Regions from separate parts of the Homo sapiens genome. Here region 2 is linked to region 1. The links are chromatin loops, found by intact Hi-C in ENCODE. Cell type or tissue: K562. All regions are shown on one strand. Links, peaks and the distances in the headings refer to the core of each region. The heading gives the core; the rest is flanking DNA. Region 1 has its middle 86 kb from the start of CCDC83. Region 2 overlaps CCDC81 (coiled-coil domain containing 81).

Region 1 (5,387 bases), core at 287-5,286:
TTACAAACATTGGCCATGGGACCCCAAGTCTCTAACCATGTCTGGTTTTCTGCAGAAGCTGGATGTATGTGCCAGGGCAAGTCATCTGCAGCTGCTACGGGAAGGGTGGTGCAGATCCAACAGCTGGACACATTGGTCATCTCAGCATAGCCCATTCCACAATGCTGTTAGAGCATGTCAACTTATGGTCAGAATGACAAAGCAGGCACACACAGGTAAATCACTCTTCTGAGGCAAAATACAAGCCAACCTTTTATCTCTGGATAACAATGCAGCCGCCAAGGGCTTCTGCCCTGGGCAATGGTACCACAGCTTCTCAGCTCCCCATGGTTTCTTTGTGTCCTGTATTTGTGCCAAAGTCACTGGGGAGCTCACAATAGGCCATACAGACAATACAAGGAGGGGGGTTCCTTCCCTGAGCATTCCCCTACGAACGGTCAATCATGGAAGCCATATATTGAATACCCAAGGAGTGACATGTAAATCATACTGTAGGCCCTCCCCCCAGAGGGCTACCATAGCCAACCATTGGCAATGGGGGACTTGAAGGGTCCATGTTCAAAGCCAGGTTTTTTGTTCCCCTGCCTTTAGGGGCATTAGGGCAGGCAACCACAGGTTACTGTTGGTCCCCATACCTGGTCAGAGGAGGTCATCCTTCTTTCCATAGGTCTTGCCACATGGCCTGGCCCCAAATGGGCCAGTGACCAACTAGCCAATCGTGTAACTTCCAGGTAGTTAACCACAAGGTCAGGCCTCAGTAAACTGCCCAGCTACTGGGGCAGATTACCATAGGTGTCTCCTTCTTGGTGATCACCATCCATACTGCCCCGAGTTCAGCTCACTGACTTTGTCCACCTCCAGTATCAAACCATATGGTATCAATACTAGGCTGGACCGCAACAGCAGTCCAGGCAGCAGTAACACCCTGGCTGGACCCATCTTTATACCATGCTCCACTGGGAATGGAAGAGGTGCCTGCCCCTCTTTAAATGGTAATGGCTCAGGGTTTAAGGGTGCCTCAGGTTGACCCATGGCCTTATCTTGCATCAGGACTACAGGTCCCAAGACTTCTTGTAATTCTGCTGATAAGGGGCTTTTACTCAGGGTACTCTGCTGTTTTGACTAGGCTCCCCACTTTGCTAAGGTAGATGTCTGTGCCATCCCAGTCCGGAGGGTCATTACCCGTGAAGGTACCCACCCCACTATTGGGTAAGTCATCTACAGGCATGACTACTGTTGTTTGTCCCATCACACTCTCACAAGCCTGAAGGGTGGCATATGCAGCTATTAACTCCTTCCCTATCAATGAATACCAGAGCTCAGCTTCCTTCCAAAGTTGGGACCAAAAGCCTGCCAGTATTCTAAAGCCCTCTGTGTGCTGCCATAGGCCTTGCCAAAAGCATCTGTGGTCACACGCACATCAAGTTCAAATGGGCGCCCCGATCAATTACTTGTAGGGCCTGTGCTTGCTGTATGGCCCACTTGGCTGCCAGAAAAGCCATCTCAGCCTCATTGTCCCAATCCCAAGTAGTTCCCATTTTTGTCAACTGACACAACGGTTTTACCATCTGAGCCAAATGGGGTACAAATGCCCACCAATATCCCAAGAGGCCTACAAAAGTCTGTAGTTGCCTCATTGTTGTGGGCCGGGTATATGCCTGAATTTTATCAGTGATGGCCTCTGGTATAGCCTTTGTTTTACCCAAGCAGATAACTACCAATAATTTGGCAGACAGTTCAGGCCCTTGGACCTAGGATTTGTTGACTGCCCAACCTCATGCTGCCAAATGTTGTTGTAAAAGGGGTGCCACCACTTCTGAACCTGCAAGAGAATCAGAGGTTAACATAATATCATCAATATAATGGAATAGGTGGATTCCCTTTGGACACTTCCAGGCGGCTAAATCCGTGGCAAGGAGACCATGATGTATGATGGGGCTACACATATAGCCCTGCGGCAGCACTGTGAAAGTCCACTGTTGCCCTTCCCATGTGAAGGCAAACTTCCTGGCTCTCTGGAGCAATGTCAACTGAGAAGAATGCATTGGCCAAGTCCACCACATAGTGGTACTCTCCCAACTTCATTGTCAAGGGGTCCATCAAATCCATGATAGAGGGTACAGCTGCATGTAAAAGGGGTATTACTTTATTTAGTTCTCAATAATCCACTGTCATCTGCCAAGTTCCATCAGGCTTCTTGACTGGCCATACTGGAAAATTGTAGGGTCTGTAGGTGTTACACATTATCTGCACCTTTTCTAACTTCTTAATAGTCTCAGTTATCTCTGTATGCTCACCTGGCAAGTGGTATTGACACGTGGAAGTAATCCATAAGGGTTGTGGCAGGACATGGAGCTAGTGATGTGTATGTCTGTGGAGTACCAGCTTAACCCCACATACTTGGAGTCTGAATTCCCCATCCGTGGTTTGTAAAGCCAAGCCATGTAAAGTATCCACCCCCAAAATGTATTCAGGTATGGGAGAAACATAGTTTATAAGTGGGGAGCCAAGCAGCCAATGCCAAGGTGCAAAGATGCAGGTTTCACTTTCACTGACTGACCTCTATAGCCATCTATATATGCAGCCTTGCCTGGAAATTTATCCAGGTTCCCACAGACGAGAGTACAATCTGTGCCAGTGTCTACCAGCACCAGCACCCGCTGTATGTTGGTGGGGGACCAGTGGATTGTCAATTCCACTTGTGGCCTCCAGTTGTCCAGTGTTCCCCCAAGCCGAGCACCTCGGCCAGTTCCCTTATCAAACACAAAAATTTCTATACCTCCATCCATCTGCAAGTAGTGCTTGAGATGGAGTGGCCGGGGGTACTGAGCTGAGCAGCATCATCCTGCCACCTCTTGGGCATTTTCTGGAATTGCTGCTCCAGGGACAGTTGCCTCTACAAAGTTAACGGCACTTCATTGGGTTGCCTATCAATTTTCTCTTGGTCAACCCTATCCAAAATCAAATCAATCTATATCTGGTGGCATGTGGGTCATCCACTGGGGCCCCTTTTTGTCCCATGAGGTGGCACCCTGCAGAAGGGGTACTGTTCCCCTTTTTATGGTGTAGATTCCTAGGTCCCACTAATGGCCCTTTGCTTCCCCAAGGGCCGCCATGGCAGTAGTCACTTCAAGTATGTGGCACCCCACATATGGAGTGAGGAGAGCGGCCAGGGAGCCGAAGGCACTTGGCGGGGCAGAGCCCAATACAAGGTCCCTCATGTGGGAGGTAAAGCGTTCATCATCTGGCCCTCAGGTATTCAGATCGAACATAGCCTGCCATATACCCATCTCCCAAATTACTTGCACCAAATCTGTATACAACTGCCATTTACTCACAGTTTCTGGTATTTCTCTGGTGTCATTCCATACCATTTGTATGGCCACCATCAGCCATTCAATTAGGGTGTGCCTATGTCCTGAATGGTATTGTCTAGGTTTCCTTCTAGGGTTTTTATGATTCTACATCTTACATTTAAATCTTTAATCCATCTTGAGTAAATTTTTGTATAAGGTGTAAGGAAGGGGTCCAGTTTCAGTTTCCCGAATATGGATAGCCAGTTTTTCCAACACCATTTATTAAATAGGGAATCCTTTCCCCATTTCCTGTTTTTGTCAGCTTTGTCAAAGAGCAAATGGTTGTAGATGTGTGATGTTATTTCTGAAGACTCTGTTCGTTCCATTGGTCTATATATCTGTTTTGGTACTAGTACCATGCTGTTTTGGTTACTGTGGCCTTGTAGTATAGTTTGAAGTCAGGTAGTATGATGCCTCCAGCTTTGTTCTTTTTGCTTAGGATTGTCTTGGCTATACGGGCTCTTTTTTGGTTCCATATGAAATTTAAAGTAGTTTTTTAAAATTCTGTGAAGAAAGTCAATGGTAGCTTCATGGGTATAGCACTGAATCTATAAATTACTTTGGGCAGTATGGCCATTTTCACAATATTGATTCTTCCTATCCATGAGCATGGAATGTTTTTCCATTTTTTTTGTGTGTCCTCTCTTAATTCCTTGAGCAGTGGTTTGTAGTTCTCCTTGAAAATGTCCTTCACATCCCTTGTAAGTTGTATTCCTAGGTATTTTATTCTTTGTAGCAATTGTGAATGGGAGTTCCGTAATGATTTGGCTCTCTGTCTATTATTGGTGTATAGGAAGGCTTGTGATTTTTGCACATTGATTTTGTATCCTGAGACTTTGCTGAAGTGGCTTAGCAGCTAAGGAGATTTTGGGCTGAGAGGATGGGGTTTTCTAAATATACAATCATGTCATCTGCAAACAGAGACAATTTGACTTCCTCTCTTCCTATTTGAATACCCTTTATTTCTTTCTCTTGCCTAATTGCCCTTGCAGAACTTCAATACTATGTTGAATAGGAGTGGTGAGAGAGGGTATCCTTGTCTTGGAAGCACAGCCATTTTCCTTATATAGTCACTTGATATTTTCTTCTGACTCAAATTCACACTGTGAAGGAAAAACTGCCACAACTAACAAATTAGGTGGGATTCTTAACATGTTATGACTGGCTTGCTTTAAAATCATGATCCGAACTCTCCAAGTGTGAGAGAAAAAATCAATTTCTGTTGACCTGCTGAAATCAGTGAGTTGCCACATAGGCTGTTTTTGTTGGTTACTAGAAGCTGTTTGATTTGTCCCAGTGGAAAGTAAGTTTTTTTTTTTTCCTGAGAAAAATAGAGATAAATCTTACCTATAACAAGTTTACCATTCTTTAAAAAATGGCAACTTCACTCCATTTTGAAGTGTAAGATACACCCGTCAAATACACAAACCTTAAGAGTCCTGCTTGATGAATGTTTACAAAGTGAGCACACCCAGGTTAATTACCACTCAGATCAAGATTACCAGAAAAGCCCTTCATGTCTCATCCTAGTCATTACCCACCACAAAGATAGCCACTGTTCTGACTTCTATCATCATAGATTGGTTGCTTGTCTTCTTTTTGAGCTTTATTAAATTGAATCATACTGTATGTCTGCCTTCTTTCAATATTACATCTGTAAGATTCACTTGTATATTATAGCTACACGTGTCAGTAGTTTATTCTTCTTTATGCTGTGTGATATTCCATAGTGTGACTAAGCACAATTTACTTTTTTTTTTTTTTATTGAGTGCTTAGTAGTGAGAATAGCACAATTGACTTACAGGTTCTATTACTGATAGTTATTGGGGTTGTTTCCAGTTTTTGGCTATTATCATTACAGCTGCTGGGAACAGTCTTGTACATGTCTTCTGGTGAACATAAGCATTCATCTCAGTTGGATATAAAGCCCAAAGTGGAATTGCCGTGTCATGCAGTATATGTATATACATGTTCAGGTTTAATAAATATTGGCAAAACATATTTCAGTGTTCATTCCCAGTTACAGTCTT
Region 2 (5,387 bases), core at 185-5,184, 480 kb before region 1:
GCGGATTGCGAGGTCAGGAGATCAAGACCATCCTGGCTAACACGGTGAAACCCTGTCTCTACTAAAAAACACAAAAAATTAGCCAGGCCTGGTGGCAGGCGCCTGTAGCCCCAGCTAGTCGGGATGCTGAGGCAGGAGAATGGCATGAACCCAGGAGACGGAGCTTGCAGTGAGCCGAGATCGCGCCACTGCACTCCAGCCTGTGCGACAGAGTGAGACACCATCTCAAAAAAAAAAGGATTATCAAGGGCAGTCTTAAAAGAAAAAAGAATAAACTACCTTGGAAGTGAGCAGGGGAAGACCTACCTGGCTTGGTAATGGAACAGAGTATCATGTGCTAACTGCATACATATGGACTTTGGTTTTACTTTTGCTTTATTTTCTTTTTGTGCCAACCAATTCCTTCTTGCTACTGCTGCGTGCTCAAGTCTCTGTCCACACTTGGCCTAGGTCCTCAGAGAAGTCTGCTCCACGATATACCAGGAGTAGATTTGTTAGCCTGCCACTCAACATTATTTCCTGTGTCTCCTCAGTCCTTTATCACCATGTTGGCCAAGCACTCTTCCTAGACACAACTAAAATCTCCCTGGCATTAATCTCACTGACTTTTACCTGCCTTCCCAAATCACTGAGAAAATTGAAATCCCCAACTGCCCTTTCCTCTCCTTTTCTCTAAGCCAAATGAGTCCACTTCTCCTTTGGAACCTATTTTCCACGTCATCACTCATACTTTCATTGTCACAAAATATGGGTTCTACTCATTAGAAAGACAGGTGAGAAATGCTTTACAAGAAAACCTAAAAGGAAAAGGAGAGTTACAGATCAAGATCCATTCTACAAATTTTATCCATGATTAAAAACTGATAATTGGCAATTTAAACTATTATTTTGGTATATTTGGGTTTTAATAACTTGATTGTATAGACTTGATCTGTTTCATCACATTTTTAACATGCTATAAAATCATACCTTACATTCGTATTTTAATTTTTTTTCAAGATGTAATACAACAGTAGTGATGTGAATATTTAAGCTGAGGATTGGGCAGGCATATAATAATTTCAGAAAGATGCTCTTGGTTGGCTCCATAATAGGCATCTTACTTTTCCAATTGCCAATCTTACAACCCCTGACCCTGCTCTTAAATAACGATTCTCTAAGCCTTGAAAACGTTCAGATTGGAAACTCACTCCCCCTACTTCCAAATAGTTATTTCCAAAGAGAATCTTCACTCTCCACAAAAAGCAAATAAAGCCACCCTAAGCAGAGGCAAATATTAGAGCACGGTTAGTAAATACCTAGCATACAACTCAGCATTCTCCAATCCCATGTCTGTAACAGACATTTCTAATCAATCACGGCAGTATTTCCCATGGAATACAGACTTGCTTTCTCCACAAGGTTCTCTAGGCAGCCACTGCTAATCAAGTGGAGTTCCACTTGAAACCTGTTGCTGTCCCACAAGGAGCAGGAGAATTTTGGGGTTCCAATCAGGCATTACCGTTCAAAAGCCTTGTCCTCCAGGTCTCGCTGCTTCTTCATCGCAGCACTCCTTTCCCAGTCCTCCTGTAAGCATTGGTTGACTCTATTTACTCGCTCCAGCTCAGCGGTTCTGTCTGCCAAGTGCCTGGAGAGAAAAGAACAGCCTGGCTCCATAATACTTGGAAGAGCATGCACCAAATTTGGGAGCCCCATTCCTTTTATGTTAAACAAAAAAAACCTTCTGGTTTTGTTCACTACTCTGAAATATACTAAAAAGCATGAACACTGTAAAAGCATACTGAAATTCCTAGCTCTCAAATAATTTATGGATCAAAGGTCTTTTATCTTCAATCCTGGTTTGATTTAATAGGATTGAAACCTTTTTCCAGTTAACAACTTCAACCTGTAAAACCATTAATTTCCTTTGAGGCTAATTTAACTTATCTGAAGAATCATCCCAAATGGATTTCCTATACTCTGTTTCTTTCCTTTTAGTCCAGCCTCTCAGCTGCCAGTACTCAGCCTACCAGTCACTGCAGACATATTACAAGGCAAAATAGATAGGTATACAAATGAAAGTCTACAAAAAGAGAAAATAAACACAAGTGACTAAGCAAGGGAAAAGAAAATAGAGAAAACATTAACATTGTGAAGAAGGCAAGAAAATAAAACAGGAATGTTTGGTGAAGGCCATGTCATCGAAGAAGTGACTGCAGTATAATCTCTGTCTTCAAAGGGAGATATTCCCAGTGTTGTGTTTCTATCACTGGTCTCCAAACACTCCATCACTACTGTTGTGAATCACCTTAAGCCTGGTTCTGATTATGTGTCTATTTCTTGCTAAACTGAAACCTTTGCTGTCAGTTCTCACTGAAATCTAGAAGGAGCTTCACAAAATGTAACTGTTGATGTAGCCTGCTCTGAAGGGCTTTGTGTTACAGGTACCAACGACCACTGGGTGTCAGGATCCTCCAATAAAAATCAGTTAATGTCCTCTATACTGTCTCACTTTTTCCTTAAACGGCACACCTTTTCATCTAACAAGCATTGATTGAACAGCTATTGTATGGTTATTATAAAGACTAAATGATACACAGGAAGTGCCAGTGCCTATCATGTAACTGGAGCTCAATGACTGAAGAGTACCTATTACTTTTTTCATAAGTTATTTTTCTTTTCGTAGATTTTTTTTTTGTGGTTTAAAAAAACACATAACAAAATTTACTATCTTAACCATTTCCAAGTGTACAGTTACTTAGTGTTAAATACATTCATGTTATGCACCCAATCTCCAGAACGCCTTCACGTTACAAAACTAAAACTACACCCATTAAACAACTCCCCATTTCTGCCTCCTCTAGCCCTTGGCAACCAACATTCTACTTTCTGTTTCTATGAATTTTACTTCTCTGGATAACTCATATAAGTGGAGTCATACAGTATTTTGTCTTTTTGTGACTTGTTTATTTCACTTAACATAATGACCTTGAGGGTCATCCACAGTGTAGCATGTGTTAGAACTTTCTTCCTTTTTAAAAGTGAATAACAATTCCATTGTACAGTGTATATATATACCCACACTACATTTTGTTTATCCATTCATCTGTCGGTGGACACCTGGGATGCTTCTACTTCTTGGCTGTTACAAAAAGTGCTGCTATGAACATGGCTGTACAGATATCTTTTGAGATCAGCTTTCAATTTTTTTGAATACATATCCAGAAGGGGAATTACTGGATGATACAGTAGTTCTATTTTTAATTTTTTGAGGAACCACCATACTGTTTTCCATAGCAACTGTACCATTTTATGTTTGCACCAACAGTACACAAAGGTTTCTACTTCTCACTAACGCGTGTTATTTTTTTTCATAGTAGCTATCCTGATGGATGTGACATGGTATCTCACTGTGATTGTGGTTTGCACTTTCATAATAATTTGTGGTGTTAATCATTTTTTCATTTGCTTGTTGGCCATTATTATGTTATTTTTTTAAGGATAGGTTAAAATAATTTTAAATGCCCAGAAAGTAAGAAAATGAGGCAGAGATTGTGCAGGGGACAACTAGCATTCTCACAACATTGCTGAGAAGCGAGTTGCTATGCCTTCTTAGAAATGTAACTGTCAGTTTCTGGTAATATTTCAAATGTATCATACATTAGCCAGGAGTGGTGGCATGCACCTGTAGTCCCAGCTACTCATGAGGCTGAGGCATGAGAATCACTTGAACCCAGGAGGCAGAGGTTTCAGTGAGCCAAGATCGCACCACTGCACTCCAGCCTGGGCGACAGAGTGAGACTCTGTCTCAAAAAAACAAAAAAAAAAAGGAAAATTAGATGTACCGTACATTGGACACAGCAGCCCCACTTTTGGGAATTTATCTGATAGAAACAAAAGAACCAGTATAAAAATATATATTAAAAATGTTTAATACAAAATATCTGGAAACAAAGTGAATGTTCATCAATAATGCAAAAGTTAAATTATTATACATCTATATTATAGATAATATGCTGCTATTAAAGAAGAATGAATCTCATATATATGTACTGAGTTGTATATGACATTGCTAGGTTAAAGAAAGATTAGTTTGCAGAGTAATATATAAGATCTCATAGACTATTTCATTTACAAAAGTAGAAGGAAAAATATATGTGCATATTGCTTAAAAAGGAAAAATTGTTTAAATTTTTTTATAAATAATTAAGGTTAATATGTAACCTACTTTTAAATTATTTTTTACAAAAAAAATTTAAAAAATTTTCCTATTTAAGCAATATGCACATATGTATTGGCTACTTAGTAGGGGAGATTATTAACCTTTTTTTTTTTTTTTGAGGCAATCTCTGTCGCCCAGGCTGAAGTGCAGTGGCGCAATCTCAGCTCACTGCAACCTCTGCCTCCCAGGTTCAAGCATTCTTGTGCCTCAGCCACCCGAATAGCTGGGATTACAGGCGCACACCAACACGCCCAGCTAATTTTTGTATTTTTAGTAATGACGGGGTTTCACCATGTTGCCCAGGCTGGTCTCAAACTCCTGGGCTCAAGTGATCTGCCTGCCTCGGTCTCCCAAAGTGCTAGGATTACAGGCATGAGCCACCGTGCCCGGCTAACCTTCAATTGACTTCTTTTAATGAGCATGAATTGTTACTTTTGAAAATAAGAGCAAAAAGAAAAAAAACAAGTATAAATAGCTTAGCAGTCCTGTCTGGATCACCCTGACTAAATTATCCCCTCTGAAAGAAAGTGGCCTTCTATGAGTCACAAGACAATCTGAGATCACATGTTAAGATGAACCAGAGAAGGACCAGGGAGTTGGAAAAGATAAGGGAAGTGAGAGAATCTGCCATAACCAGTAAAGAATATGTAAATAGAAAACAAGGATCTGACCAATACAGAAACAGGGATGTGTTCAGAGCTTTACAGTTTCCGAAAATGCTCTCACATACATAATCTCATCTAATTCTCCCAGTAAGGTTAGGAGGGGCAGATGTGATTATCCTTCTTTCTCATATGAGGACAATAAGGCTCAGAGACCTTACATGTGATCTGGCCCAAGTCATACAACTTAAAAGTGACACTTTAACCCTCCAAGTTTAGGAAATAACTAGAGAAGCCAACAGATAGAAGCAGAAGAGGAAGTAGCAATAGTCTTAGCAACAAATACAGAGGGTCCCATATCTGGCTATGGAAAGCACACTTTGCTTCCCACTATGGGACAAGTGATGGTGGTTCTGCTGTTATAAAACAGAAGCTAAAGAGGAGCTGAATGCTTACCTAAGGGAATAAATTTTTTTAAAAAATCAGTGGGAAAGACATCTTCCTTTCAGGCATGTTTAGGCTTTACAAATATATCAGATAAAGGACTTATATACAGAATATATAAAGAACTTTCAAAACTCAAC

The links. Hi-C counts contacts between places; a loop is a spot of excess contacts. Peaks named below come from ENCODE experiments on the same cell type or tissue, not always from the same donor. Only the 100,000 strongest peaks of a DNase experiment are listed, where the experiment ranks them.
Region 2: it touches region 1 in a loop (4-fold over the local background); 5 of 110 quality-filtered maps call a loop at or near these places.

What each region holds. Positions count from the first base shown.
Region 1 is chr11:85,939,014-85,944,400 of GRCh38, reverse strand. No RefSeq gene overlaps it. Among named protein-coding and RNA genes, the nearest start is that of CCDC83, 86 kb to the right of the region's middle. In K562, for the core only: a CTCF peak has its summit at 2,851 (motif pointing left); a DNase peak (open chromatin) is centred at 2,820.
Region 2 is chr11:86,416,168-86,421,554 of GRCh38, reverse strand. CCDC81 (coiled-coil domain containing 81) reads right to left here. Exons shown (of 15, transcript NM_001156474.2): 14 at 1,502-1,627. Among named protein-coding and RNA genes, the nearest start is that of CCDC81, 44 kb to the right of the region's middle. In K562, for the core only: a CTCF peak has its summit at 2,437 (motif pointing right); a DNase peak (open chromatin) is centred at 4,814; H3K27me3 peaks cover 316 bases.